Linked DNA regions of Mus musculus: region 2 is linked to region 1. Evidence: chromatin loops called from intact Hi-C (ENCODE). Cell type or tissue: heart. All regions are shown on one strand. Links, peaks and the distances in the headings refer to the core of each region. The heading gives the core; the rest is flanking DNA.

Region 1 (15,645 bases), core at 7,851-10,350:
TTTGAGAAATCTTGGGGGTCCAGATTAATTGGGACTGCTGGTCCTCCTACAGGGTCGCCTTTCTCCTCAGCTTCTTTCAGCCTTCCCTAATTCAGCAACAGGAGTCAGCTGCTTCTGTCCATTGCTTGGATGCAAATATATGCACCTGACTCTTTTAGCTGGTTGTTGGATCTTCCAGAGTGTGGTCATGCTGGGTCCCTTTTTCTGAGCACTCCTTAGCCTCAGTAATAGTGTCAGGCCTTGGGACCTCCCCTTGAGCTGGATCCCACGTTGGAAGGTTAAGCATCTCTAATCTGTATTCTCTTCCCTATTTCACCCCGAACAGGATAGTTCATGCAGATTCAACCCCCAAAAAGCTGTTGCATTCGTCAAGAATGTTGTCAACATCACACTCGTGAGTACTGCGTCCAGCTCTAGCTAGGGAGTGTGTTCTGCTATGGAGGCCAGAAGAGCAGCTCTTTTGGGAAGCTTGTCACAGATGGAGGAATCTGGGTTATTGCTGACCCCTGCTCACCATATAAAGGCTATGTGGTGAAAGACAGGAAGGAATCATGGGGTGACAGGGGGTGCACTGGGTTCTGGGTTACAGGTCTATGGGGGACTTTGTGCCTGTGGGTCTGTTTTCTTGTCTAAAATGCAATAATCCCCACCATCCCTCTAGCATAGTAGTTCTCAACCTCCCTAATGCTGCCACCTTTTTTTAATACGGTTCCTCCTGTTGTGATGACCTCCAACCTTAAAGTTAGTCATTGCTACTTCATAACTGTAATTTTGCTACTGGTATGAGTCATAAGGTAATATCTGATATGTGACCCCTGTGAACTGATCAGTCGTTCAACAGCACCCCGTAAAGGAGTCGTGAGCCACAGGTTGAGAACCACTGCACTCGTGGCTGGCCCAGGCAAGTCTGCACATGGGGAGGTGAGGGGCATGCGCTTGTCAGTCAGGCCAGACTAAGATCTGCTGCAGCCCCAGCCTTCCTCAAGTCTGAAAGGCACAGTATTGTTCCCACCCCTGTCACCTGCCTGTGGCTTAGGTAGGGGCTGTGTGTATCCTGTGTTGCTGGTCTCCCTTTCAGCCCCCAGGCTGAGGGAAAGAGAGTAACCCATCATTGCTCTAATAAGGTCTGCCACACCTCACCTGGAGCTTTCCCGTAAGATAGTAACAGATGCCTGCTCACACCAGCTAGGGTACCCACAACAGACCAAAATGATCACAGTGCACCCAAGTCTAGCTTGGTGAGCCTGTGAATTTGTTGGGCTTACTTACAGGAATGTGAATAACCTCAAATCGGCTGTGTCATCAAAATGTCCCATGTTAGAGATGATAATAACTCCATATAGCTGCATAGATAGCACATGCTACCTCCTATGTACACTAGAACCTGCAGAGACCACATGAAGCTGGGACAGTTTATATAGCCTTGACAGAGACTCGGCAGGTGGGGGGGAGATATCTGCAACCACGGGGGAGAGTCTCATGAACCTCCCTTCCCCCTCCTATGAGGGAACACCAGCAAGTCAAATCTTACTGAGTCTGATCAGGGCCACTCTAAGATGGTAATGTCTGTTATACTTGAAGGGCAGCATTCCTGAACACGCAGTCACACCCTGCTTTTCCAAGAGAACGTGTGAGCATGCATGAGTGGCCTCGTGAGTCTGGGAGGCATGGGCTCAGTCAGGGAGGAGTGTGTATGATGTGAGAAACCTCCATGACGTGTGCAGATGTGATATGCAGGTAAGGGGGCGTGTGGCACAAACATGAACTTTCTGTAATGACAGCAGCTACCATCCAAAGAAAGGGCATGCCAAGCTCCCCATAGCAATAACAGTTTGGAGTGATTAGGGCAGTATAAAGCCACCCGATGGGCCTCATTTCCAAATAACCTATGACAGGAATGTGGTTATTAACTCCATTTGACAGATGAGACAACTAAGTCTCAGAGGAGCTTTAAAAATGTGCCCAGGAGCTGAGAGGTGAGGCTGGATTTGACTGAGGAATGTCACTCCAGAACTGGCGTTAACCACCTCAGCAATACAGCTCACTTCCTGCAATAGAGATATTATCGTCTCCTAGAAAGAAACCTGTTTTTTTTGTTGTTGTTGTTTTGTTTTTTTAACACACCCACCAAGACTGGCCCTCTGGGCCACTGGACTCCACCAGGAAGTGAAAGAAGCACTCAAAAGTTACCTTTTGTCTGGTTCCCAGGAAGACACGTCAGGAGCACAAGCAGAGCCCCAGAGAGCAGGCCAGAACTCTCAGACAGGACAAGGGAGAGCGTTGAAACAGTGCCAGCCACCGAGGTTCTTGCCCTAACGCGGCAGGCCTCTGTGATCTCCTGTGCTCCCAAGAAGTCTAGCCATACTTGGAAGGAACCCATTGCCTGAGCGAGGACACACCGAGTTCTGCACTCTGTCTCCTTCTGTGCTTTGCTTCCCTTCTCTGAGCCCTGGCCTCAACTCACTGAATCTCCTGCATCATTTCCACTCCTAAGCATCTCATTACTGTGGCTCCCTCTCAGTTTTGTTCCCAACTGGGTTGCTGTAAAACACAGAGTAGGGGAACCACCTTTGCCCTGGAGGGAGACTTTGGAGGTCTACCAAGTGCTTCTGGCTGCTGCTGTCCCCCTGCCTCCAAAAAGTTCCCATGACTCCCTTCTTGCTTTCCCCCACCAACATGGCAGGTCCTGCTCAGAAGGCTCAAGGCCTTGACTGGTCTTGTTTCCACCCCGGTATAGTTATTGCCTATCCTTGGATCTGTAAGATCTCTGTTCCACCCATGAGGTTCCCTAGATTGTCTTCCTGGATGTGGAGCTGAAGCGAGAGCGTCACACTCATCTCTGCATCTTTCGTAGGATGGCCTCAGTGGTCAGTTGTGACTGAGAGAATGAACGGCTGAACTGTGTGTGAGGTTGTCAGGGAGACAAGTGAGAGATTTCCAGACGCTCAGAAAGGGAGGGCAAAGGCCAAAGCCACAAGGGAGCTAGTCTGGTTTGGGAGGAAGAACTATAAGCCAGATTAAAATCTAAATGAGGTGTATCTTAGTCATAGAACACTTGTTTAGCACGCATGAGATTTAACCTTAGGTTTGATCCACCACCACCACCACAACAACAAAGACACGGCATAGTGACATACATAAGTGTAGAACACTCGCCTAACGTGCTCCGTCCCCATCAATCTGTTTAGTTTTACTTTTTGTTTTGAGACAGTCTGTTATATAGCTCTGGGTGTTCTAAAACCCAATATGTAGACCAGAATGGTCTTGAACTCAGAGGCCCACTTGCTTCTGCCTCCCAGGTGCTAAGGACTAAAGGTGTGTGCCATCATGCCCTGTTTTAAAAGGTTTCTAAAAGATAAAATTCATCCAAGCCAGGCATGGTAGTTCAAGCCTGTAATCCCAGCACTTGAGAGATGAAGGCAGGAAGATTGTCCAAGATCATCCTCAGCTTCAGGGCCACAAGTATGGCCCTCAGCTTGAGGTAACAAGTTTGAGCCCAGCCTGGACCACTTATGACCCTATCTCAAAAAATAACAAAATTCAATCCAAAGGGTGCTTGCTGACACCCTGCATAAGAAGGTGGAGTCTGCATTATTGCTCAATGTCAGGGGTTGTTGTCCCTCAAGGTTACCTGCACAGCTCTGGAACTCCAGCCCCTACCTTCAGACAACAGGCCATAAACATGGAGGGGAGGTGGGAGATGCCCTGCATGTCTGTCAGCCCTTCTGTCTGTCCACAGAATGACGAGGCTGCAATGGTTGAGGCTGTGGCTCTATACAACCCTGTGAGCTTCGCCTTTGAGGTGACTGAAGATTTTTTGATGTATAAAAGTGGCGTCTACTCCAGGTAAGCTGAGGGGGCAGGGGGGGGAGGGGAATCAGAGGGAGACTGGAGAAGACTGGATGGACCTCCTCAAACCCCGCGCACGGTCTCTGCCTCAACCTAGACTCCTAATTAGATACTTGTGAGACTTAGCGTACCTCTCTTTGTCTCCTTCAGCTCTGAGTGTCAGGGACCAAGTCTCTAACCCAGCAAAGAAAAGAGAGGTAGTGAAGGATGCCACAGGCCCAGCCACGATGGCTAAGTCATGACTAAGGCCAAAATCCATGCCCAGAGCTCTATGGTCATCTACAGAAGTGCTACATCCAGCCAAATATTTGAAGATGGGGTTGGAGATGTACCTCACTTGGTGAGGGCTTGCCTAGCAGGCAGCACAGCCTGGGGTGGGTCCCTAGCAACACATAAATGGGGTGTGATGGTCCATACCTAAAATCCAAGCACTGAGGAGGAGGAAGCAGGAGAATCAGACTCTCAGGTCATCCTTCGCTACGTGTAGAGCTAAGGCTAGTCTTGTCAGCATGAGACCCTGTCTCACACACACACAAAAAAAGGATCAAAAATGGGAAAGGAAAAATAGCTGTTTTCAGACATCAGAATTCTATGCTAGAGAGTTCACTATCTGGTTCTTCAGGAAGACCGTAGAGAGAGAGAGAGACCTTATCACCCAGAGCCTCATGGTTAGTAGACAGTCGCTCTATTGATGAGCTGCACCGTGTCCCCTCCCCCCGTGGCATGTCTAGTATGGGATTTCTACAGTCCCTAGGCTGCCCATTGGGCTACAGGAACACATTCAGCAAAGAGTCTATCTAGTTACTCCCCCTGCTCTCCAGGCTCCTCCATCTTCTCTGTTTTCCAGCTACCCCTAGAATGTCCATGTTCTTCTGGGCTTTGCCCTCAGCCCTCTATACAACCATAAATCCACTGCCAGCTATTTGATAGGAACATCCATGGCCCACCAAGTCCCTTCCAAGTATTATACCTATGCTTAGATCTGAGTGTTATTAGACCCTGCCAATTCGGCCATGGAGACCTCCAACCCTGCATTTGCCTGACCCAGGGCTCCTTGAAGGCATCTATGTCTGTTAGCAGACCCACATCCCTGATGCTGTGCGAGAGGCCAGAGCCACAACAGGCTGCTCACTCTCCTCTCCTCTCTATTCCATACCATCCCATCTTTAGATGCTTCCTCACTGGCTTGTTCCTAACATCTGTCTCTCCTACAATAGACATCCAGGCCTCTCCTCCATTTGGACCCAGAATCCTTCTGAAGTGCTTTTCTGTCTATGAAAATTTCTGTGTAAGAGGATATATATATATATATATATATATATATATATATATATATATATAAATGTGTATATGTATATATATGTATATATATATATTCATGTCTGTCCAAGTATGCATGTATATACATGTGAAGGCCAGAAGTCAACATAACTATGTTGGTGCACATGCACTTGTGTGTGTATGTAGTGTATGTATGTGGAGGTCAGAAGTCAATCTAACGTGTTTTCCCTGATGACTTTCTTAGTTTTTGAGACAGGGTCTCTCACTAGCCCTGGTTAATGCTCAATAGTTTAGCTGGTCTGGCAGGTAAATGTGCTCCAGGAATTTGTCTGTCACCACGTCCCCAGCACTGGGATTCCAAAAGTAAGCTGGCTGTTACACATGTTCCCATGTATGCTGGGAATCTGAACTCAGATGCTCAAGACTCGTGTGGAAAACACCTTTCCTCCCTGAGCCATCTCCCTAGCCCTATGATGCTTTGGGTATAAATAGCCAAGGCCTCCCTCCCCATTACCCAGGGTTCTTGGTGATTTTGCTCCCCTCTTCCTCTGCACACATCTGTCAACAAACCTCCCTTCTTGTCTCTCCTACAAAGCTCATTCTGCCCCTATTCCCTCATGTGAGCCATGAGGAAGGGCTTATAGTTTCATATATAACCCCTGCTCCTCAAGGAATCTTCACTTCCCACCCTACTGGTTTAGGTCCCACTCCTTGGGGCCCCTATCCCCTACTTAACTGGCACATCCCGCAGTCCATTACAGAGCAGCTTCCTCTGCCAACTGCCCCCTACCAAACAAAGCTTTCTAAGAGCAGAGAGGGTCCTACTGTCCGTCGTTCAGCACCTTGCCCTGAATGTGACACATTCTGATGACAGTTCAAAGTCCACTTAATTTCTGTATGCCCTTGGGAATTGATTTCTTCCTTTCCTTTCCTTTCCTTTTTCCTTTCCTTTCCTTTCCTTTCCTTTCCTTTCCTTTCCTTTCCTTTCCTTTCCTTTCCTTTCCTTTCCTTTCCTTTCCTTCCCTTCCCTTCCCTTCCCTTCCCTTCCCTTCCCTTCCCTTCCCTTTCCTTTCCTTTCCTTTCCTTTTTCTTTTCTTTTTTGAGACAGGGTTTCTCTCTGTAGCCCAGGCTGGTCTCAAACTCACAGAGTTTGCCTGCCTGCCTCTGTCTCCAGAGTACTAGGGTTAAAGACTTATGCCCCCACACCCTTTCTTTCCATGCCCATTGAATCAACATGTGGCCACTGCAGTTTGTCTTCTCGAAGTCCCAGAGTTTTTCAGAGGCTAAAGGGCAAGCCTACATATTTGCCCTAAGTACAAGGTCATTTTTCGAAGGAACGCAGAAGCAGCAGAGCAGTGGCTGGACTCCAGTCCAGTACTGCAGCCTATAGAAGTGCAGCAGGGACTCCTCCCCTTGCCGGGAATCAGAAGTGTTCACATGGAGTGGGATCGTGTGGAGACTACTGAAGCAGAAGGGCTGAGAACTGATGAGACTTGTTGACTCCATCATGGCTGAGCCGTAGCTAATTGAGACCCAACACACCAGCCTGCCTCCAGTGGGAATCATTTCTACAGCACTAAAGAGCCCTTGTTTGTGACAGTCCTTGCCTTTATCCGCCCTATACTCCAAGCCTTTATAAATTTCATTTTCTTTTCCAGTAAATCCTGTCATAAAACTCCAGATAAAGTAAACCATGCAGTCCTGGCGGTTGGCTATGGAGAACAGAATGGATTACTCTACTGGATTGTGAAAAACTCTTGGGGCTCCCAGTGGGGGGAGAATGGGTAAGCCCTTGTTGCTGATGTCTGAGGCGTCCGGTGGTAGGAGGCATCACTACTTCAAAGTTAAAGAGTCTTCGGGAGTTGGACAGCAAGCTCTACCAGGCCAGGGAAAGGAGAACATGAGAATGGAACCTTCACATGCCAAGGTCCTGTTAGCAAGACCCTCCCCATCATAGGATCCCAGGTCCCAACAAGTCTGCAAAGGACAGGACACTAATCAGCTAATGAGGTCTGTAACTGAAGGTTACAGGCAGACCTCAACGTCTTGCTGGGACAAAACCAACCTCTGGAAGGGTCTGAGAAATGAAATCAGTGAATTCGTTACAGTGAGTGACAGCCCCCACCCCCACCCCCTTTGAATCAGGATGAAGAGACAGACACACACACACAACTGAGAAGGAGAGTTTTTGTTTTTAGGAAGCCATACTGGCTGTTAGATAGCTATATGAGGACCCAGACAGCAGCAAGAAGGGAACCTCCATCAATTCCGGGGAGAAGTAGGCTATGCAAGGAGAAAAAGGAAGAATTTAGTTACAAAGTGCGGCCAGTCATTTCCTGCTGATAAAATAGCTGTTCTGTGAAGAAATACAGAGGGCCTAATCTCTCAAGTTTTGGTTTGCACCAGAACATTCTAGAAAGTTCTGAGGCGAAGATGCTACTAATCAGTCCTCAATCCCTTCTCTCTGCCCAGGTACTTCCTCATTGAACGTGGGAAGAACATGTGTGGCCTGGCTGCTTGTGCCTCCTATCCCATTCCTCAGGTATAAGCCACGGCTGCACGGGCAACTGATTGGCAGACCAAGGGAGGAACTGGTCCTTCGATGAGAATGCCACCCTGGAGAAAATTGTGTGGAAATCCACCCAGAGGCCCTCTCACTCCTGAGTCTAGACGCCTAAAGACAGGAAGGACAAACTTGAATAGCGACAAGCCCACCCACGTGACATCATCACCAGAAATACGCTTGGATTGTGGTTTTTTAATGACCCAAACCCACGTGGACCTAGAATCGTCTCTCTTTCCAGCTCTCTTCATGTACTGGGAGCTGTAATGGTTACCTTTTCTATGTTGTGTATTCAATAAACACACAGTAAATACCTCCCTGGGCGTAGGTCTCTAACTGACATTCAATTCCATCTCTCTGGACAGAGAAAGCATCGCTTGCTTGCTTGGAGTATGGTTCGGGTGCTGATGCCTGCCAGATGGAGATCCCAGGAGGGAGAGCAGGTTTAGAGATTCTGCTGTTTCCAAACCCGGGGAGGAAGAATGGAGCAAATAGGCCAGGATGTGGCACAACCAGGGTAGAGCCAAGATCTCATCTATCTCTGTGACTGCTGTTGCTGTCACTGGCTCCCAGTAGGGGTGCCCCACCACTTCCTCAGCAGGCCCTCCTTTGGGTAGCCCTTATGCCCCTGTCCTCTACACCGCATGCCCTCTTCTAGAGGCTATTCTGCAGGCCTCTCAGCTCCAGGGGCTTGTCTACAGCCGGCTGTAGCCCTTGGGCCTCCTGAGAGCTAGAAACTTAATTGGAAAAAAAATGTTCATGACAAAATTTGACAAATGTAATTGTAGTTTAATCTATTAGAAAGTTCTAGTTACATAAGACACTACAACTAAGTCAACCCACATACACACACACACACTCATCATCATCATCACCATCTAGGCAAGGCCGTTCATATGAATCATAAATTCAAGGCCTGCCTGGGTCACTTAGTAAGACCCTGTCTCAAAAACTCAAAAGGACTTGTGGGGTTTGTGAAGTGGCTCAGTGGGTAAGAACATCTGCTGTGAACATAGGATGACGAGAGTTTAAGTCTTTAGCACCCACATAAAACCTGGGAGTGGCCACGTGTGCTTCAAACCCAGTGTTGGGGATAGAAACCGGCAGATTCGTAAACAGCACGCTCATACGCAAGGAGAGATGACTGTCTCAAAAAATAAGATGGCGGGCTGGACCGGCAGCTCCGCTGGCTTCTCTTCCAGAGGAGCAGAACCCCCACAGGTGGGTCAGAACCCTCTGTAACTCTTCCAGCATCCACCTCCATTGCAGGTCCAAACCATCTGTAACTCCAGGTCCTGTGGATCTGCTGCCCTCTTCTGGCCTCCAAGGGCATTGCATGCATATGGTACACAGGTACTCAGGCAAAACAAACACAGACAAAAATAATTTTCAAAAATTATATATGTACATATATAATAAACAATATAGAAGGTACTTAATGTACCCTGGTGGCCTCAGCACACAAGTGTACTCAAGACACGTATGCACATACATGATACATATACATATGCACACACAAGACTATGTAAGTCAATATACTTGTCAAGTACTTGCCAAGACTGTGTGAGGCTCTAAGTTCAATTTCTAGTGCCAACACACACACACACACACACACACACACACACACACACACACATACTGAAAAGACCTAAACATGATTAAAAAAAATTTTGTCATAGTTAAAAAATAACATGAAATAAAAGTATAACTCTAGGTGTATTAAAGACTCCCAAGTCAATGGAGAGTGGTATGAGAAGAAACCCACTGAAGACAGGAAATAGCAGCAAGGTCCAAGGACACCACAACTGCTCAAAATGAACCTGCAATCTAGCTACCATGCTTGTCTATCATTCATGAGGCCGTGGGTTCAAACCCCAGCTCCATGGAAAAGCAAAACAAACGAAAATGGAAAAGAACTCAGAAAATGGCTAATTTAAAAATTTTTAAAAATTTAAACAAAATCAGAAAAAAACCTATATAACAACAAAATGGTATCTAGGAATAACTACCCAAAGTGTTATATGAAGAAAATAATTAAATTATAAAAAACTTTGCAGGTGTGGTGACATACACCTTTAGTCCCAACACTTTCACTGTGAGTTTAGGGCCAGCCTGGTTTACATAGCAAGTTCCAGGCAAGACAAGGTTACAGGGTCAGCTCCATCTCAAAAAACCAACAACAAGAAAATTATGAAACACCCCAAAAAAGCACAGAGCACAGTAAGTATATTCTCAAGTGATAAGATTAATGTAAATTGACTTTTGCTAGAAGTAGAAATATAAGTGTAGTATATTTCCAACTAAAATCTCGAAACAAAAAAAAAAAAATATTCAGTTTACCTGGGGAAGGAGTAAAGAGTTTTTAAATTTTACTGGGTTTTAGTCAATTTTAAAATATTTAGTTTGGGGTCTGAAGAGATAGATCAACAGTAAAGAGCACTGAATGCTCTTCTAGAGGACGCAGATTCAATTCCCAGCACCCACATGGCAGCTCATAACTTAGCTGTAACTCCTAAATCTAATATCTTTACACAAACATACACGCAGGCAAAAAAATATCAATACACATAATTTTTTTTAAAGTTAAAAAAATATATTTATTTTGGATGTGCATGCATGAGGTCAGAGGAGAGCTTGTGGATATCTTGCCTTCCACAATGAAGGGTCTATGTCTCCCACTCGGGTCACTAGGCTTGGCTGCAGCAAGTGCCCTGACCTCCTGAGCCATCTCATCAGCTGCAAGATAAAATCCACTTTATAAACAAGTATCAAGAAGAGATTATTTTTGTATTAAAGACATATAAAATGTCACCCATTAAGGTAGTACATAAATTAAGGATAATTAACTTCAAAGAATCTTTAAAAATGGGAAATGAAGACATACATCAGTAATAGAAGACAGATTTTTTTTTTCTTTTTGAGATGGAGTTTCACTGTGTAGCTAGCCCTGGATGGCCTAAAACTCCCTGCATAGGCCAGGCTGCCTCTGCCTCCTGAGTGCTTGGATTAAAGGTGTACACTACTGGCCTATGTTTTTTACCATTCAATAAAAGGTGTCATAAAATTCACAATTAAACTACTTTAATTTGAACTCTCACTACTATGTTCTTTTAAACTACTATGTTCCATTTAAATTACCATGTTCTTTCAAAACACCATTTTAAATTTACAAAATAATTGCAAAACTAGAGCCCCTCTATACTCTAGTTATTACTAAGATCTGGCTGTGATATGGCACCTTTGTCACAAGTAGTGTACCAGTTGAGTCCTTCCAATTTTTTTGATAAATAAATGCAACTTAAAAAAAAAAAAAGGTAACATTTGGGTGAGGCTATAGCTCAGTCAATGACACAGTACAAGTGTAGTATGTAAAAGTCTCAAACATTGTGCACTGATCATACAGAGAGAGAGAGAGAGAGAGAGAGAGAGAGAGAGAGAGAGAGAGAGAGAGAGAGAGAGAGAAAACAAAACCCTTGGCTAACATGTAAATGGTGAGATACAGACACAAGACAGGAATTGGCTCTCACCAGCTCTGTACAGCAGATTATACACTGTGGTGGTTTGAGTAAGGTTGGCCCAGGGAATGGCAGTATTAGGAGGTGTTGCTTTCTTGGAGTAGGTGTGGCCTTGTTGGAGGAAGTGTGTCACTGTGGCGATGGGCTTTGAGACCTTTCTGGAGCTTTCTGGAAGTTAGTCTTCTCTTAACTGCCTTCGGTACAAGAGGTAAAGCTCTCAGCTCCTCCAGTGCCATGCCTGCCTAGATGCTGCCATGCTTCCTACCATAATGATAAAGGACTGAACCTCTGAACCTGTCAGTCAGTCTCAATTAAATGCTTTATAAGAGTTCCCGGGGTCATGGTGTCTCTTCACAGCAATGAAATCCTAACTAAGACATATATAGCCTGGGCAATCAGATAGGAGGATGGTAGAACGGGTGGGTATTCACATTCAAAGAAGCAAAACCATTCTATCCATAAATGGCACCCTATATAAAGCAAACCGTAAGGACACATACTCTTTTAAGAGCTGAAAAATGAAAGATCATCCTGAAGGCTTTTGTAATAAAGTGAAAATTCCAACAGGATTTGCAAAACCTTGGTGGTCTAGCATCTGAAATATGTGAAAAACTCCTATACCCCAGCAAGATCCCCCTTTTATTTTATATTTGCATCTTTACATGTAATTAAGCTTTTAATTATATTTTTATTTAGGAAGGGGCGAGGGGACACACACATGTTCACGAAGCATGTATACAGGGCAGAGGACCACCCTCAGGAGTCTGTCTTCTTCCTCCACCTCATCGCTCTTGGGAATTGAACTCAGTCTTGTGGGCTAGCACCTTTACCCACTGAACTATCTCACTGGCCCTTCCTCCTTTAATTTTGTATTGCAATTGTTTATTTTGTATGTGTGCACGTGTATGTGTGTAGACATGCAGGTACCACAATGAATATATTGAAGTTAGAGGACAAGTTGTGAGAATTGGTTCTCTCCTACTTTCATGTGGACCCTGGGGATTGAACTCAGATCATCGGGTTTGGCGACAAGCACCTTTACCCACTGAGCAACCTTGTCATCCCCCAAAATGCCTCATTTGAGGTGATAGATGATGGAACTCAAGGTAGAATACTTGATTAGCACAGTAAGATATCTATCCCCCCCCCATCCTTACCATGGCGTTAAAACAAAACAAAACAAAACAAAACAAAACAAAAAAACCACTTTTGCAAACAGTGGTTAATAGCTATATTCCAGGAGATGTGAGAATGGACAAAACCCCTTTCATAGACCTGTCTTCTCATTGCTACAGTGCAGTGCCTAGACTCTTACAGACTATAGCAATCAGAATAGTGATTATAAAACCAGGCAGTGTGCTTGCTGCTATATGTGATGAAATCATTACGTCATTTTTTTCAGAAAACTGGGATGCAGTGATGATCTAGCCGTTAAGATCACAGGCAGCTCTTGCAGAGGACATGGGCTCAATTCCTGGTAGGCACGTGATGGCTCAGAAACATCTAGAACTCCAGTTTTAAGGGATCCCACACCCTCCTCAGTCTTCCATGGGCACCAGGTGCCTACACAGTACACATACATACATGCTAGCAAAACATATACAAGACAAAAATTTGGTTGTTTTTATGGAGGCCATAGGTACCAGGGGGGAAGTTTGCTAAATGAAAACTGCCTTCTAAATATCTGTATTTAGGGGTCTGGAGAGATGGCTTAGCAGATAAGAGCTGTTCTTCCAGAGGGCCCAGGCTCACTTTCCAGGACTTACATGACAGATCTTAACTCTCTATAACTCCAGTTCCAGAGCGTCGTCACACAGACACACAAAGGCAAAACACCAATGCACATAAAAACAAATTTAAAAAATTAACAAAAAATATTTATGTTCATGCCCATAAAGAGAAGCTTTTTTGCAGAGGACAACAGTAACTGCAGGCTCCTAGGTGGTCACAGTGTTGAAATGAACTGTTGAGGCTCTGCCTTAAATGGGTTAGCTATTTTCACCCTGAATCACGTGTGACATGCCAAAGCCCTCGCATGGCAGAAAGCTAAGACCGCACCCACATCACACCTGTCACAGGAACTATCCAGGAAGCCTGTCTGCTGGGTCCCACATGGCCTTGGTGGGGAAATAATGACACAGTTCCTACCCTTGGGACAAGGCCAGCTGATGTGGACCTCCAGAGTGTTAATGGCTGCCATGAGCATAAGGTTGGTTTGTATAATAACCTACATATTTTCATATTCCTCAGAGGAATCCATCCTGAAATCACCATCTCTATCACATCTGGGCCTAAACTGTGTCCCAGGCTGACCTTGAACTCAGGTATATGTCTGCCGTTGTGTCTTTCTGGTAAGCTGGCTCATAGTGTAGCTGTATCTGTTCCTTTCGATTAGTGAAGCTCCTTATTTATTTTTTTGCATAGTTGATAAATTATATATTTTGAGCTTTTTTTTTAGATTTCTTTTCCACAGCCTTTTTGTTTTGTTTTGGTTTGGTTTGGTTTTTTTTTTTTTTTTTAGATTTATTTATTTATTATATGTCAGTACACTGTAGCTGTCCTCAGACACACCAGAAGAGGGCATCAGATCTCATTACGGGTGGTTGTGAGCCACCATGTGGTTGCTGGGATTTGAACTTCGGACCTTCGGAAGAGCAGTCGGGTGCTCTTACCCACTGAGCCATCTCACCAGCCCTGGTTTGGTTTTTTGAGTCAGGGTTTCTCTGTGTAGCCCTGGCTGTCCTGGAACTCACTCTGTAGACCAGGCTGGCTTCGAACTCAGAAATCCCGCCTGCCTCTGCCTCCCAAGTGCTGGGACTGATGGTGTGCGCCACCATGCCCAGCTCTTTTCCACAGCCTTAAGGGCAGTCCCGAGGGTTCATTTTGCTGAGACATTAGCCACACTTCCACCATCAGGTGACTTATGCTTATCATAGTTATTAACGTTAACAGAGGACATTCCAGAAAGACACAACGGCAGACAGATACCTGAGTTCAAGGTCAGCCTGGGACACAGTTTAGGCCCAGATGTGATAGAGATGGTGATTTCAGGATGTATCCCTCTTCACCATAGTTTACCATCTGTGCTTAAATTCTAAATTCTTTTACAATGTTAAAAGAAAATGTGTGCTTGGGGTCTCCTAAGATTTAAAGGGGTAGGGGTTCTGGATGCTGCTTCCCAGGGGAATCAAAAGGAAACCTGGAATAAATAACTGAATTGACATAAATTTTTAAAAACTTGGGTTTTGCCAGGCAGTGGTGGTGCATGCCTTTAATCCCAGCACTTGGGAGGCAGAGGCAGGCAGATTTCTGAGTTCGAGGCCAGCCTGGTCTACAGAGTGAGTTCTGGGGACAGTCAGGGCTACACAGAGAAACCCTGTCTCAAAAAAAAAAAAAAAAAAAAAAAAGAACAAAACAAAACAAAACAAAAACAAAAACTTGGGTTTTGGTCTGCATGAGGTGAGCTAGCAGAAAGCAATAGTATTTTCTTAGAACTTTTTCTCTGAAGAAAGCTATCTGAAGATCTCTGGAAAAATAAAAACAGCTCAAGAACTTTTTCTAACAGGAATCCTGATTTGGTGGGAAGATTCAAGAAATTTTTTATAGCAGCTCTTCTGACTTTGGTCAGAAAACCCATGAGCTATCCAGATAGCTTTTAAAATTTTTACTAGCAGAGATTGCTATCTCAAACCAGTTTTTTAAATAGAAAAAAAAAAAAAAAAAAAAAAAAAAAAAGCTGTCTGAGCAATCTAGAAAGCCATCTCAGAACCTAGGCCATCAGCTTGGACCCACAATTTGACTTTGACTCATTTGTTTTGCTATTACCAAACACCCCTCCCTCCGGAACCTGACCTAGCCAAGGCTGGTCCTTGGCACCTGTCCTGACTCAAGCTATGTTGTCCAGGCTGGGTTTAATCATGCAGTATGTCTCCTGTCTCAGCCTCCCTAGAGCTGGGTTTACAGATTTGCTCCACATGACCCAGTGTAAAATGCTGGACTATGGTGGTGGCACATAACTTTAATTCTAGCACTTGGAGGCATAAGCATAAAAATCTCTCAAGGCCAGCCTAGTCTACAGAGTGAGTTCCAGGACAGTCAGGGCCAACACAGAAACCTCTTTTTTTTTTTTTTTTTTTTTTTTTTTTTTTTTTTTTGAGACAGGGTTTCTCTGTGTAGCCCTGGCTGTCCTGGAACTCACTCTGTAGACCAGGCTGGCCTCCAACTCAGAAATCCGCCTGCCTCTGCCTCCCGATTAAAGGCGTGCACCACCATGCCCGACCCTACTGTTCATTTGTTTTGTTTTGTTTTGTTTTTAAAGATTTATTTATTATATGTAAGTATAATGTAGCTGTCTTCGGACACTCCAGAAGAGGGAGTCAGATCTCCTTAAAGATGGTTGTGAGCCACCATGTGGTTGCTGGGATTTGAACTCCGGAC
Region 2 (15,645 bases), core at 7,905-10,404, 100 kb before region 1:
GTGGAAGACTGTCCCAGCTACAGAGAAACTGATGTCTGGTTTCCGAGCTTCAAAGACTAGGCTGTCTTGCTAAGGACCCAGACATAGAGGCTAAGCCAGTGATCGTTTAAAATTCTGAATTCTCAGAAGCCTGAGCCTTCCTCACCTGCACTCTGTGAAGGGAGCCTGGCACATCTATATATAGCATGGAAGTCCACTGCTGAGATCTAATGCTAAGGAAAAGCTCCTTCCAAAATAGTGCCAGTGACTGACAGTGCCCCTGGTCACTCCAGAGCTTAGATAGAGACATACAAAGCAAATGCTTATCTCCTGCCTGCTAACATGACATCTGGTCTACAGCTGGGGCACTCGAGGAAGACTATCAACTTTCAAATCTGATTATCTAAGTAATAGACTTTTTTTTTTTTTGAGACAGGGTTTCTCTGTGTAGCCCTGGCTGTCCTGGAACTCACTCTGTAGACCAGGCTGGCCTCGAACTCAGAAATCCGCCTGCCTCTGCCTCCCGAGTGCTGGGATTAAAGGCGTGCGACACCATGCCCGGCTCAGTAATAGACTTTTGTAAGGCTGCCACAGGTAAGGTTTTTTCTAAAGGATCTGGTCAGAGTTCATTCAAGAGCTTCTGGAGAACACACACCCATTGTAGATGTCTGAAAGAACATCTGTGATTCAGGGGAAAGACCGAGACATCAACGTTAACAGGAGTTTGGAAGAAAATGGTCTCTCTCACAGGTGACTTCCACAGATAGATTCACCTCAGGTGTGGGGAAAACAGCAAAGAGCCAGAATCAGAAGTGGAGTCTGAAGACGAGCTGGGAGGGCTGCAGTCTTGGGATATAAGCAAGAAACTAGTGCCTTTGGGTAGCTCTGGCCCGTGGAGACCCTGTGAACACTCTAATGTGCCAGGGTTTGGAGTGCTGCAGAAACTTACTTCCAGCAACAGCAGGGTCTGGGGTTCTAAGTTTGGAAGAAGTTTGCCTGGCCGTAAAATCCAGAACTGAGAACACCTGCCCTGAAAGAGAGGAGGCAGCGAATCTGGGAAACTTCACTGTTGCCTTATTTTAAGAAGTCACCAAAGCCACTCTAACCTTCAGCAGTCACCTCGTTAGTCACAGTGCTCAGTGTTGCTGCAAGACCCTCCACCAGCAGGACTGGCTTTCTGAGGATTCAGGAATCCATTAGCATCTTTCAGCAAGGAACTGTTACTCAGTTAGGGTGTGTGGATGTTTAGGTCATCATTCTCAGACTGGGAAGATGGCTAAGTGGGCAAGAGCTCTTGCTACATGAGACTGAGAATCTGAGTTCAAATCTTTAGCGTTCATGTAAAAAATTAACATCGCTACGCATGCCTTTAACACCAGTGCTGAGAAGCGGAATCGTAAGGATAGCTGGGGCTTGGTGGCTGCCAGCCCATTTCCAGGTTCAGTGAGAGATCTTGCCTCAAAGGAACAAGACAGAGGGTGATGGAGCAGGACACTTTCTATTCTCCTCTGGTCTCCACTCTCATGCAGATGGTCTTTGGTACCCACAAGTGTGCTTATACGAAATACACACCATACAGACACGCAGAGACATCATGATACTGCACGTTCAAGACTGCAGAAGAGTGGAAATGTAACTTTTAACAAACACTGAGTGTAAGGGGGGGAAAAATCTTGTGACTCGATTAATTAACCTGTTTGCTTTGCTGTATGGTCTATAGCCACCCCATGTAATGTCTTCAAGCTGTCTCTACCATCCTTTCTGTGATATCCCTGGCCCGTTGCTAGGCTGTTGCTACACTGGCTTGTTCGGTATTGGGCTCTAAAGAGCTTCCTTTCCTCACTGGTGGATGTCCTAGTGTCTGGTGCATGTCTTCTGGCTGCCTGGAGTGGCTTCCCTGCTCGGATGTGTTCTCTCTCACAGCAGTTTGTGCTCTGAGGGGGGTCTTGCTGTATCAGTACCACCTGAGCAGGGGGAAGAGGTGACGGAGCCATGATCAGCACAGGTGGGTAGAGCGGGGTCCACGGGCAAAGGCCCCTCAGGAAGTCTAAAAGGTTCTGTGCACAGCAGACGAGGAAGGGGAAGAAGGAAAAGGAGTGGGTAAGGCATGAGAGTAAAAAAATGAACGAAGGCATTAAAGGAACAGTGGGGATCTGGGCTCTGCTAGGCTCCTACTATATACCAGGTATCCAAGCAGCCTCAGCACTGCAAGAGGTTCTTCACCTCAGCTTATTTCACATAGAAGGATATGAATTTCAGAGATGTTAGGTGTCCTGGCTGGAGAATACACAGCTAGGAAAGAGCCTTAAGTCAGATGTGAGCATCATTCTAGATGGGTCCCAGGCCCCATCTCTTCCCACCGTCAGTGGCTGGTGTTCTGTATTCTCCACGTCTCTCTAATACCTTGAGGCAGATGAAGTAGGGGGAGACAGCAGAGAAGGCTTCTTCTGCACACAGCTGGCTGCTGGCCACAGCAGCTCTTCTCTGCCATCTTCATGGGCTCACACCCCTTGCACAGAGGGGCTTGTGTGATGCCACTCAGTCCTAGGTGTTTAGAGCCCCTATTAAGGGCCTCAATTTAGCATGGCACTAAAATGTTCAGCAGGGTCCACCCCAGGGAGGAAGGAAAGCCAGGCAGAAGCTCACCTGTGCTTTGTCTTTCAGCGAGACCATCATGTTCCTGCATCAGATCTTCTACCAAGGCCTGAAGGCCCGTATCTCCAGCTGGCCCACCCTGGTGCTGGGTGAGTAGCCATCCCCATGGCGTCCTACATATTCCTTTCCAGGGCAGGAGACAGCTCTGTCCCTCTAGATCATCAGTGAGTCTCTCTGTAGACCCCAGGGTCCCTGAGAGGAGAAGGACAACCGTCATGTGCTCCTGGAAAGAAATGAGACCCTTCTATTTGCTTGTCCACCTTCCCCTTCAACAGCAACATGCCCACCCAGAAACATGCCCACGGCGAACATCTCAAACTCCAGAAAAGTAGAAAACACTTAAAATATCACCTGTCGCTCTGTCCCTCAAAGACAGCCACCCCAGTCATGGCCATGTTCCTTCCACAATTCCCTATACACAGAGATCCTGAGAGTGTTCGAGTTTTCTTTTCCCATTTCACATGACTGAAAACAGAGGGAGTTAGAGTCTGGAGCTTGTTTGTACAGACATTTCATTCATTTGCTCACATCAGATTATTACATTATGCTGATACATTGCTGCTGCTGCTGCTGCTGCTGCTGCTGGTGTTTACAATAGGGTGTCTATTGTAGCCCTTGCTGATCTGGAACTTGCTATGAGACCAGGCTGACCCTGAACTGTTAGAGATCGGCCTGCCTCTGCCCGCCAACTGCTGTAATTAAAGCTGTACACCACCACACCTGGCAACATGTCACATCTTAGCTTAGCTTTGTAAATGGAGCATTTTGCCACGCCCAGTTTTCTCATGCTGAGTTTTTTGATGGCTGTATAATGAGCCAGTGTCCCTAAGGATACATACCATAAACCAGGCAACCAGCTCGCTCTTCTTAATGGTTCTAAGCCATTGCAAATCTTTAGGGACCATTTTTATGGGATAAGTTTCCAGAAGTTGGATTACTAGAACAAAGGCTCCGGCTTCATTTGCATTGCCTAGAAAGCTGTGCTGTTGGGTTCCAGGGCTGAGCCGCACCTGTGCCTTCCATTGAATGGCACCTGTGCCAGGTTCCCACTTTGGTAGGTAAAGGAACTGCAGTGTTCCCTTCACTACAGAGGGGAAGACCCTGAGGCTACAGAGTCATAGTGAGAACCAGGCCAGATGTAGCTCTCCAGCCCCCTTCACTCTTTAGAAATTTCTTGCGTCAAAAACCCTGCTCTATGGAGCTGGGGAGATAGCTCAGTCAGTAAAAAGTTTGTCTCAGGGGAATAATGAATGACCTGAGTGAAATCCCAGAAGCCACAAAAGATCTCAACCTGGGCCCAGTGGGATCATATTCACTGCTGCTCTCTCAGGGCACTCAGGATTGGTTCTCCTTCACCCATCAGGAGGTCAACAATGGTCTGTAACTGCAGTTCCGGCTGGCTCTGACGCCCCTTCTGGCCATTATGGATACTGCATGCACATATGTTTACACAAGCAAAGCATGCGTGAAAAATGAGGACATAATTGTTCCTAGGTATATACATGAAATAAAAACAAATAAACATTTTTTTAAATGTACACAATGGCATACACTTATATTCTCCCAGTCAGTGCTGGAGAGGCAGAGACCGGTAGATCCCTGGGGCTTTCTGGCCAGACTAGCCTAATCATCAAGGCCCAGGTGCCAGGGAAAGACCTTATCTCAGAAAGCAAGGCCATGGCTCCTGAAGAATGACCCCAAAGACTGAACTCTGACTTCCGCACACAAACATACAGAGGTATGTGGGCACCACATACATGCCCACACACATGAACACGCACACACACTGTCTCAGTTAAGGTTTTACTGCTGTGAAGAGACACCATGACCAAGGCAACATTATAAGGGTAGTATTTAACTGGGGCTGGCTTACAGGTTCAAAGGTTCAGTCCATTACCATCCAAGCAGGAGCATGGCAGCATCCAGGCAAGCAGAACTAAAAGTTCTACATCTTCATCTGAAGGCTGCTAGTGGAAGACTGACTTCCAGGCAGCTTGGGAGAGGGTCTTAAAGCCTATGCCTACTGTGACACATCTACTCCAACAAGGCCACACCTCCAAATAGTGCCATTCCCAGGGCCAAGCATATACAAACCATCACGTGTGTTTATATATGCGCATGTGCATACACACACACACAGAGCCAGCCTCTTACAAAGACACTTTGAGTGGAGGCAATTGCTGCCCACACTCCACATGGATCAGCCATGAGATAAGAAGGTCTGACCTACACCAAGGCTGTCTTCTGGAGATGGTTCCCAGAGCAGGGCCCCTGGGAACAACAGCCATAAGGGTATGGGACTCCTTACCATCTCTCTAAGCCTCTCCAGTCAGAGCTACCACAAGATAGCCCACACCTGTAAGCCTTAGTCCCGAACCCACTCCCCCAAGGTAGGATCTCTCTGTTGAGGTGGGATTTGAACCTCGCACACAGCCTCTCTGGGTGAGCCAATGGGCCCAAGGCCTGGGGCCACCTCGGCCTTTGATCTGTGGACCCCACCTTCCTTTGCAGCGGACCTGTTCGATATCCTGCTGCCCATGCTGAACATCTACCAGGAGTTCGTCCGCAACCACCAGTACAGCCTCCAGATCCTTGCTCACTGCAAGCAAAACCGGGACTTTGACAAGCTCCTCAAGCAGTACGAGGCCAAGCCAGACTGCGAGGAGCGCACACTGGAGACCTTCCTCACCTACCCAATGTTCCAGGTGACTGCTGGTGACCTACAAGGGAGTGGGCTGGGGCGGGGGCACTGAGGGCACAGCTGGCAGGACACAGTCCCTCCCCACAAAATCCTGGCAGGTGGAGAGCAAGCTGAGCCCCCATGCACCTGTCCCCTCCAGCAGTGGGGAAGGTGAAGGGGCAGTTCCTGGAGACAGTCATGCATGGGTCCCCATTGTCCTGGCTCTCCAGGCACATCAGAGATGTAGCCTGCTTTCCTCCTCAGTCTCTTGAGTTCAAAGATCCATTCTTGACTCTCTTGCTTTCTGTCCCTCTCCTTCATTCCTGTGCATCTCTTGTCGACCATCACCGTCTCTCCCTTCTTGCCCTGTCCCTCCTCGCTCCCTGTCCCTTTCTGTCTCTCCACCTGCTCCTCGTCTTCCTGGCCCCGTCCTACCATGTCCCTCGCCACTCACAGATCCCCAGGTACATCCTGACACTCCATGAGCTGCTGGCCCACACACCTCATGAGCATGTGGAGCGCAACAGCCTGGACTATGCCAAATCCAAACTAGAGGAACTGTCCAGGTGAGTGCCCAGCCACGGTGCAAAGGGTGGGCAGGGCAGGGCTGAGAATTGCCTCAGGAAAATCACAGCCTGCCTCCTTTCAAGGCTGGGTCCCCTGACTGGCCTGCGCAGGTTACAGCTTACACACAGGCCTAGATGAAGCAGCTGGGTGTGGTCGCTGGCACTGATAGGACCTGCAGAACCCTGCCGTTAAAGTAGACCCACGACCTAGGAGAGGAGCTTCCAGGAACTTTCAACACCTACTTCCCCTTTTGTTCAGTGTCAGCTTGTCCAATCCTGTAGTAGTAAGCCAGGTTTAGTGTTAGACACCTAAAAAATCCTAGTACTCAGAAGATGAATGCAGGAAGGTCAGAAGTTCAAAGCCAGCCTCTACTCTTAAGTCGGAAGACAGCCCAAGTAAGCTACTTAAAACCATATTTAAAAAAAAAAAAAAAGTTTTAAACAAAAACAAGGCAGGAATGTAGCTAGGTTGATGGAGTGCTTGCCCAACATGCACGAAGCTTTGTGATCAGTATCCAATACTACATAAAACCAGCTATGGTGGCCCCTGTTACACCCCAGCACTTACGAAATAGAGACAGGGGAATCCAAAGTTTACATTTCAAGGCTACCCTGGAATCTAATGGGCCTTATCTGAAAAAAAACAAGCAAAAACAAACAAACAAACAAAAAAAACATTGTGGTGGTAAGAGCCCCCCATGGACGGAATTCCCAAGTGACTAGCTGGAGTTGCCATAGCAACAGGAGGTGACAGGTGGAAAAGCTGTGACCATTAAGGACACTCTGGTCCTCCAGTCTAGAGTTCCTCACCTGGCCGTCTCTCTGTCCTGCAGTCCAGAGTGGGCCTTCCTCCACAAGAACAGAAGCAGTCAGGGGAGCCCTGTCACACACACCCCCACTAAGGTGCTGGGAGTGTGGGGGGGAGTGGCCTAGATTGGGAATGGAGCTCAGAGGAAGAGCCCTTCCCTCTGTCATCTGCCATCAATGTCTGTCCCTCCTGCCCTGGCTGTAAGCAGAGCTAGCAGGATTTCCCAATGGACTGGATGGGAGAACGAGAAAAGACTAATGATTCTAGACAGGATGCCTTTAGATACCCGAGTGGAGGAGACCAGAAAGGAGGGTTCTAGAGTCTGGAATCAAGAGGTGTCATCAGTTTGGTGACAACCACCATGCTATATTGCCACAGGAGTGACTTCAGTCAGGAAGACATCAGAGCCTAGGACTGAACCTCGATGGAGGTCACAACATGAGGTTGAGCCCTGTGGTCAGACATAGCCGATTAGGAATAAGGATGAGGGAGGCTCAACTTCCTGGAGCCAGCAAAGGATATCAGGCAGGGCTCAGCTCCAAGCTAAGCAGAGGAGCAGGCTGAGCCCGGCAGGAGACAAGCTGCCTAGCCTGATCCTTCTGAGAACCTGCAGAGTTACTGAGTCAGGAGGGAGGACCGGGGAAGCATATGGGGTGTGTGACTGCAGATCTGTAGAGCCTGTGGCAGGAAAAAGAAAGAACCCTCTGCAGGTCCAAATCCTACATGCTCCTCCCTCCCTCCCCAGAGGAAATGCCTAGGATGTCCTTTAAGGTTCCTCATTGCTGAGAGATAGATGCCTGAGGTGCAGATGGCCTGAGAGGCCAAGATATGCATCCTACTCTTCCTTCCACCCAGTACCTGCACCTTCTCCTAAGCCCAACCTTAATGGCACACTGGAGCGTTCTCTCACCCTCTCACCTCCCCCCACCCGCCTCCATAGGGTGCTAAGGGAAGTAACCTAGCAAGATAAGAAACCATCAGATAGCCAAGCCCTGGCTAGACTAGGAGTCACACCTCCCTCTCCAACCCAGTCACTAGCTGTCCTCAGAGCTGTACCTCCTCCCACACCTCCAGCTGCTCTCCGTAAGAACCAGATGTTTGTTTGTCTTGCCATTTTATCCTCAACCACCACTGTAGCACCACTGATAACACAGTGATAAGCATCACTTCTGGGGCCTGCGGTCCCTCAAAGAGCTTAGCAGCTATGTCTGCACATAGGTCCCTAGCACCAGTCTGCCTCAGAAGCCGAACTTACCCGGTAGGCTGCCCTTGTCATGTCTCCACCACTGTGGAGTTCCCCCTTTGGACCTTTCAGAGTCCAACATGCCCAAGCACAACTTCACCTTCACCGTGAGAAATGTTCTCTCTGCCACTGGCATTTCTCAAACGGAACCCCATCTTTAGGAACTGGGTGTCTCAGAAAAACATTTCTGTGGAGGAGAAGGAGAAACTGAGGCTGCTAGAGAGAAGGGAGCCAGTCTAGATGTCCCAGAGAGTTTAAATTAAAATGGGAGTGCTAAACCAGAAAAAAAGCAAGACAAACAAACAAACAAATAAACAGTAAACTGAAATGCTGAGCCCCACCTGCTCCCCAGCGTTCCACACGTGGACAACTGAGGGCCCTCTGGCTGAGGCTTGAGGTTTTGCTCATTTTATAGCCCACACAAAGCACCCTTAGATTAAACCACATGTGGTCACCAGCCCTCTTGGTGACACTGCCTGTAGTACTTCAGAAATAGGTAGAAAACCATGAGATGTGCTCTTCTTGAAGTAGGTAGGGATTTCCCAGTACTTCTTTTTTTTTTTTTTTTTTTTTGGTTTTTCGAGACAGGGTTTCTCTGCATAGCCCTGGCTGTCCTGGAACTCACTTTGTAGACCAGGCTGGCCTCGAACTCAGAAATCCACCTGCCTCTGCCTCCCGAGTGCTGGGATTAAAGGCGTGTGCCACCACACCCGGCTTCCCAGTACTTCTCTGCTTTCCTAAAAAGCCTGGGAACCCACCAGAACAAAATTGCCAGAGTCCCCCTTTTTTTTTCTCACGTGTTACTTTTTTCAACGTAATTAAATGGCACCATCTCCTGGACAGTACTAGAGTTGCAGAAGACAGAAAAAAAAAAAAAAAAAAAAAAAAAAAAAAAAAAAAAACGAACAGCTTGTTTTCCTCCCAGAAGACAAGTAGATAAAAAGCCAGTCTTTCTCTCTGAGCCAGCATAATTGGCAGGCACTCACAAATCTCATAATATTCCAGGGCCCATGCAACATTAAAATCACAGCTGTTTAAAGACATGGCAGAAAGATCTGGTACATAGCTCCGTGGTAGAGCATCATTCTCAAGACCTTGAGTTCGATTCCCAGCAAGGAGGGGACAGCCTGAGGAAAGAGTACAGGAGGGGATAGCCTGAGGAAAGAGTACAGGAGGGGACAGCCTGAGGAAAGAGTACAGGAGGGGACAGCCTGAGGAAAGAGTACAGGAGGGGACAGCCTGAGGAAAGAGTACGGGGGGAACTCTGCTTGTGGATGAAAATAGTGTATAGTAAGACGTGGGTTACAAGAAGAAATGGTATCCTGGGCTCACATCTCCCTCCTGGACTGGATCTGTTCTCTATCCTACAATGCTCAACACTGAAACGTGCCAATTTCCCTTTCATTTTTCCTAAAATAAACACCTGGCAACTTGTACTGCCAGGGGATTAAACCAGATGGAGCCTGGCCAGTGTCCAGCGTACAGTTGGCACTCAGTAGATACGAATACCCTTCCCTTTCTTAACCAGGGCCCCATGCCCTAGCTTCTCTTCTTAGGTCTGCCTAGAGAGAGAGCATCCCCCTCCTGAAAGTGGACCAGCATATCTCTTACTTCCTGTCTCCCCAGGATCATGCATGACGAAGTCAGTGAAACCGAGAACATCCGCAAAAACCTGGCCATTGAGCGTATGATCACGGAGGGCTGTGAGATCCTCCTGGACACCAGCCAGACCTTCGTGCGCCAAGGTAGGGTGGCTGCTCTGCACCCCCACTGAGGGGTCCCTGAGAGGAGGGTGGCACTCAGGGACATCATCAGTAGACTGACCTGCAACTGTGACTGTGGAATGTTCTAGACTGCTGGGATGCAAAAGTTTGACATGGAAGCAACACTTATGCACACACACACATGCAGATACCACTGGTCTTCTGTCATGCCAAATGTGAGTCTACTACCGAGGTTAGCCATGGACTTTTTGTTGTAAGCTCTGACCTGTCCTTCCATGGAGAAAGTAGGAGACAGAATGGGGACAGATAGCCACTGGCCCTGAGAATAGAATTTATCAGAGGTATTGGGAGGGATCCCTGCACTCAGGGGTTCTCATTGAAATGGGTCTTAACCACTTCTGGCTCCTGCTCACCCTGAGAATGGGTCTGGGTGGCTTGGCCCTGTTGAGCTCCTGATGGCTTAGAGACATCAAAGCTGTGATGCATTTGAAGGTCACCTTATGCGGCTGCCATGTTTTATGTTAGACTCAGCATTTGCTCCTTTGTCCCAGATGGATGTCTGCCCCCAAATCATCTTCCAGCATCTCCTCCATCCAGGTCTGGAGTTCGCTAGCTAGTAAATAGCTCTGTGAGAGGCTTATACTGATTGGTACATCAGAATCTGGGCCCCTGGGGAAGATCTGATAGACATTATGTTCCATGGATGGTGGCTGCATTTGACCCCAGGAGGGTCTACCTGGGACACAGGAAGCCCAGGGGCAGTTCCCAGTCTTCACGTCTCCCTGAGTTGCACAAGACATGATCTATACCAGAAGTATTCCCAAGAAGCCTCTTTCTACTTCTCTGAAGCCTTGGGGAAAAAGCCCCTCCTGGAGTGGACAGTCCCCTCAAAGACCTGGAAGCTGCCATATCACCCCGAAAAAGCACTTCCTCCTCTGTACTGGAGCAGGACCTGGAGCCCCTCTCAGCCCTTCCCACTGTTCAGCCTCACAGCCAACACTGACCCTTGCCCTCTGTACACCGAGTCCCCATGGGCTTCCAAGGCCCCCAGAGAATAGAACCAGTCTCACCTTGCAGAAGAAGACCTGTCACAAATGAACATCTCAGTTGCAGCAGACATAGAGAGGGGCGGGGACGTCAGGGGAGAGAGGCTTTCCTAGAGAGGCTGGGCAGTGTGGTCTGGAATGACATTGGTTATGGGACAGAGAGATGAAGACAGAGAGGAGAGAGGCTGGGAGGTGAGCCCAATGCAAACTGTGCCGAGGGTCCCTGAGGACAGTGAGGACAACAGGAGAGGAACCTAGAGAGCAGGTGTTACGTGGGACACCCAGAGTAGAGACAGAGAGCTACTCTATCCAACAGTGGCTTTCTACCGTATTACACCTAGGATCATCACATGCTCAGTCTGGGCTCTGAAGCTAAGTGCCGAAATCAATTGGTGATGTCTGCTGTGGCCACAGCTATGCAGTCCATCATGCTAAGACACCAGAACCTGCCTCCAGCCCCCATTTCTTCAGCCTCATTACTCAGGGCCATTTCCGGACCTCAGCCCGGCTCTCCATTTCTTTCAGGGGTCCCTTTGCTTGCCATGACCCTGGACCCTGGCTGGGAGGTTGTGAGACCCTGTACAGAGCTCTCATTTTCCCAGTCCCCTGGCTCTGAGGCTGAGCGGGAAAGAGCAACCAGGAGATTTGGACTACCTTGTTCCACAACCACGTGTGACTGTACCTCCACCTCCAAGGCTGGGCCATAGGGTAGTGCCATCTGTACCATCTGAGGCTAGGCTCAGACCCTCCTCACCACTATCCCCTGTTCTTACAGGTTCCCTCATGCAGATGTCCTTGTCTGAAAAGAGCAAGTCCTCTAGGGGCCGCCTGGGGTCTCTGTCCACTAAGAAAGAGGGTGAGCGCCAGTGTTTCCTATTCTCCAAGCATCTCATTATCTGCACCAGAGGCTCTGGTGGGAAACTGCACCTAACCAAGGTAAGGCTGTGGGAGAGGAGCCTGGACACACATAGATACACCCTAGGGAAGCTGAAGGTGGAAATGGGTAGAGCACCCCCTGATAACTTCCCCTGAAAAAATCATGGATCTGGAAAGGTGGTGTCAGGCCCCAGAGACTCCCACAGCTCATCAGGAGTTCTAACCAACCCTTCAAGGCACAAGTATGAGCATATGGTTATTCAGGTGTGTGTGTGTGTGTGTGTGTGTGTGTGTGTGTGTGTGTGTGTGTGTGTTTGATATGGATAGAGGTATTGGGGAGAGTAGAGGATTCCCTTCAGCCAAGGATTAGAGCAACACGGAATCTTTGTCATCTTTAGGCAAAGTTTCTCAGACAAAACCCTCCTAACTTTCCCAGACACCCACTTCTCTATCACAGGAAGCCCTCCTCGGGTCAGGTGACCCTAGGAAGCTGCTGAATTGTTGTTACCAGGTCTCCCCTCTTGGAGCACAAGATCAATGGCCTGGCTTGTCCCAGTAGGCAGACCCCAGGACCTTTGCTCCTGCTATGTATTCAACTACACAATCTTACCTCTTCTTCGACAGACCCTTCAAGACATTCTTTGAGCAAAGCATAAGACCCTTTGGCCACATCCTTTAAGACCTGCTCAAATGCAGCTCTGTGGTAAAGCCTGGGGTTCAAACTACTGCTCCCCAACATAGCTCATTAATGGTCTCATTGCTCTGAACCCTAGCTGGCCCCATCTCTGTCACCCATGTGATCTTGGAAATGTCCTTGTCTTGTGTACATTTCATCAGGCAAACAAAGTTCAGAGTCCCCACAGAAACAATGCATGAGATAGCTGACCGTGCCTATGGATTTGCTGTGCTGATTATGAGACCTTGTCGCTCTATGCTGCCATCTCTTCCCATACTATGTCCATCCTGGAGAAGCAGATGGGATTCCAAAAGTGAGCATGTTGCATCCTGAAAAAGGGCCAGAAGGTGCCCTTAATTTAGTGAGAGCATCAGGGAAACCTTTCTTCAGGGATGCCTGGTCTGTAACCTCCCATTGAGGTATTAGATCAAACACGGGCTTTGGAGACTACACCACTTATATTAACATGTCAGTAGATTAGCTGGTTGGCTGCACAAGGAGAAATTAATTTACAAATATTATACACTCAAATTCCAACCAAACTGCGTGTCAAGGGAGGCTTTCATTCATTGCTAGCTCCAGGTCGTACTCCAGATATCTCTGTCCAGGCTGGGAGGGTTGGGTCCCCCGTCCTTCAGCATTAGAGTAAGCACAGGCAGGCCGCAGCAGAGACTCAGAGGCCGATCCTTGATCTGAGACAGGAAGTTCCTGTTTTTATGTTGGTTACTTTTTTATTATTATTTGTTTTGGAGTTCTGAAAGGTTAGCCTGGGAGCTGGAGAGATGGCTCAGCAGTGAAGAGCACTGGCTGCTCTCCAGATGACACCTTTGGCTTACGGCAGTCACATTAGATAACTCATGGCTGCCCATAACTCCAGCTCCAAGGCATCTGACTTCCTCTTCTGGCCTCCCTGGGTACCCGTGCACATGCTACACACACACATGCACGCACATGTGCACAGACTCACTCACAAATACACACAAATTGGAATTTTAAAAATTTAAAGGGTAGCCTTCTAGCAAAGAACACATGATCAGAGCGCTGACCATGCTGTGTACCAGGCAAACCTCAAACAAATCATGTGACCTCACTAAGCCTGTTTCCTCATCTGCATAATGAATATAAAGATATTCCCCAGATAGAGTCGGAGAGATAGCACAGTGATTAAGAACACTGACTACCCTACTAGAGGTCCTGAGTTCAATTCCTAGCAACTACATGGTGGCTCACAACTATCTGTAATGGGATCCAGTGCCCTCTTCAGGTGTTCCTGAAGATAGCTACAGTGTACTCATATAAATAAAATAAATAAATCTTAAAAAAAAATATTTCCCAGGAATGCTAAGGGAGTATCAGGTGCCTGGTACAAAAAAATTCTCAGTAAGTTTAACAGTCACTATAAATTCTATGATAATGAACCTGTCATATAACAGACAATAAGGCCTCCAATATAATGATTACCATGGCTAGTCCCTATCCCAAGGTTTTATCATATTTAATTTCTAGAGCCCCTCTGAGGCAGACACTATCACTTTCCCAGTTCACAGATGAGATAAAGAAAGAAAAAGAAAAAGCCAATAAGAGAATGCCAGCTTGGCTGTTGCCAGGTAACTGTGGGGTGGAGTTTAGACAGAAAGCTAACAGGGGGCTTCCAGGATTGTCAAGCCCCATGAAATCATAGGGCAAGGTTATTGTTCAAAAGTCCTGGAAACTTCACAAGGCCATCAAAGAAGGAAGCAAGAAGCAGACCCCAGGGTTGCCTGGGAATCCCCTTGGATGCTGTCCTCACAAGCAGCAACCTATATATAACATGAGACTATAATGATCCAAGCAAGTGGTTAAAAATAAATTCTGAGTTTTCTAACAACAACAAAAAAAGGTGGGCAGCCTGCCCAGTATTTCATGTATAGATCAGTCACGTGGCTGGGTCTATGTTAACATCAGTTCTTAGAAAATAAACACTGTCCCGCAATTATGGGTCAGGAGGTCAGAAGAGGCTTAGAAGTAGTCTTGGCTCAGGGCTCTAGTTTGCAATAGCAACGTTTGCCAGGCCACAGTGCTCCAAAAGCTTACCCAACCAAGATGGTTCATTCACAGAACTGCTGACTGGAGGCCTCAACTCCTCACCTCTCCCCACAGTGTAACACCCACTTCCCCTGGGATAGGTGATCCAAGAGAGAGGAGAGAGCAGGCGTGACGCTGCAGTTCCCAGAGCCGCACTTCCCTGAGCTGCACACCTTAGCTGTCATTTGGCTCTTTTCATTCAATACTGGTCACAGCCCAGTCCACACCTAAGAGGAAAGGAATTATTCTTCCATCTTCTCTCTCTCTCTCTCTCTCTCTCTTTCTTTCTTTCTTTCTTTCTTTCTTTCTTTCTTTCTTTCTTCCTTCCTTCCTTCCTTCCTTCCTTCCTTCCTTTCTTTCTTTCTTTCTTTCTTTCTTTCTTCCTTTCTTTCAAAATTTATTTCATGTATGTGAGTACACTGTAGCTGTCTTCAGACACACCAGAAGAGGACATTAGATCCCATTACAGATGGTTGTGAGCCACCATGTGGTTGCTGGGAATTGAACTCAGCAGTCAATGCTCTTAACCACTGAGCCATCTCTCCAGCTCATTCTTCCACTTTCAAAAGGGGAGTGTCAAAGCCTGTGGGTAGGAAGACTGCCACCAGAGCCTCTCCTCACTACTGTGTCAAAGTGAGAGGCTCCACTAGAGCTTCTTCCTGATAGTAGTAAATGAGTTGTTGGCCTGGGGCTGGGAGGAGGCCCCTGAGGCTTTTTCTCAGGAGCCCACCAATAGCTGACCGGGTAACTTGAACAAAGACTTAACCTCTCTGACTTCATTTCTTAATCTATAAAATTGAGTTAGCAATACCTATAATGAATCCATAAACCTGACCTGTTTCACCATTGGTAATAGGAGGGATTGACCAAGAATGGAGGATTTCACGTTTTTATAGATTTGGGGCTATGAAGTAATTCTCAGACATGCTGATGGGGCAAGAGGAAGCCAACTCGGACAGATTCTGTCCACAGCTTGTCCTCAGCCTTCTTTAGGAGTAGTCTACCTGAGGAAAATCATTTCACTGACCTCAGCGGGTTCTGTAAAGGGAGCTAATGTCCTTTGCTTGCGTAGCAAAATGCCCACTCATCAAATGCGACACACACACTTGTCTGTGGACGTGTGGCTGGTTGGTGGTGAGGCCCTTCCAAGCCTAATCTACTGGGACCCCTACTCTTGCACGTGGACCCCTGGTCTAAGGTGGTGCCTGCTGCTCTTTTTCAGAATGGAGTCATATCCCTCATTGACTGCACCTTACTGGATGAACCCGAAAACCTGGACGACGAAGGTCAGTGCCCAAGCTGCTAATTGGTTTGAACACTCACACGGA

Evidence for each region. A loop is a pair of places that touch in the nucleus more often than their neighbours do. Peaks named below come from ENCODE experiments on the same cell type or tissue, not always from the same donor. Only the 100,000 strongest peaks of a DNase experiment are listed, where the experiment ranks them.
Region 2: it touches region 1 in a loop (3-fold over the local background); 21 of 42 quality-filtered maps call a loop at or near these places.

Annotation. Positions count from the first base shown.
Region 1 is chr9:90,068,080-90,083,724 of GRCm38, forward strand. Ctsh (cathepsin H) reads left to right here. Exons shown (of 12, transcript NM_007801.3): 9 at 326-394; 10 at 3,740-3,846; 11 at 6,789-6,914; 12 at 7,603-8,016. The coding sequence ends at 7,678. Among named protein-coding and RNA genes, the nearest start is that of Ctsh, 22 kb to the left of the region's middle. In heart, for the core only: a CTCF peak has its summit at 9,014 (motif pointing left); a DNase peak (open chromatin) is centred at 8,962.
Region 2 is chr9:89,965,208-89,980,852 of GRCm38, forward strand. Rasgrf1 (RAS protein-specific guanine nucleotide-releasing factor 1) reads left to right here. Exons shown (of 27, transcript NM_011245.2): 6 at 2,644-2,723; 7 at 5,146-5,339; 8 at 5,771-5,880; 9 at 9,558-9,676; 10 at 11,477-11,637; 11 at 15,540-15,603. Among named protein-coding and RNA genes, the nearest start is that of Rasgrf1, 63 kb to the left of the region's middle. In heart, for the core only: a CTCF peak has its summit at 8,764 (motif pointing left); DNase peaks (open chromatin) are centred at 8,964 and 9,544.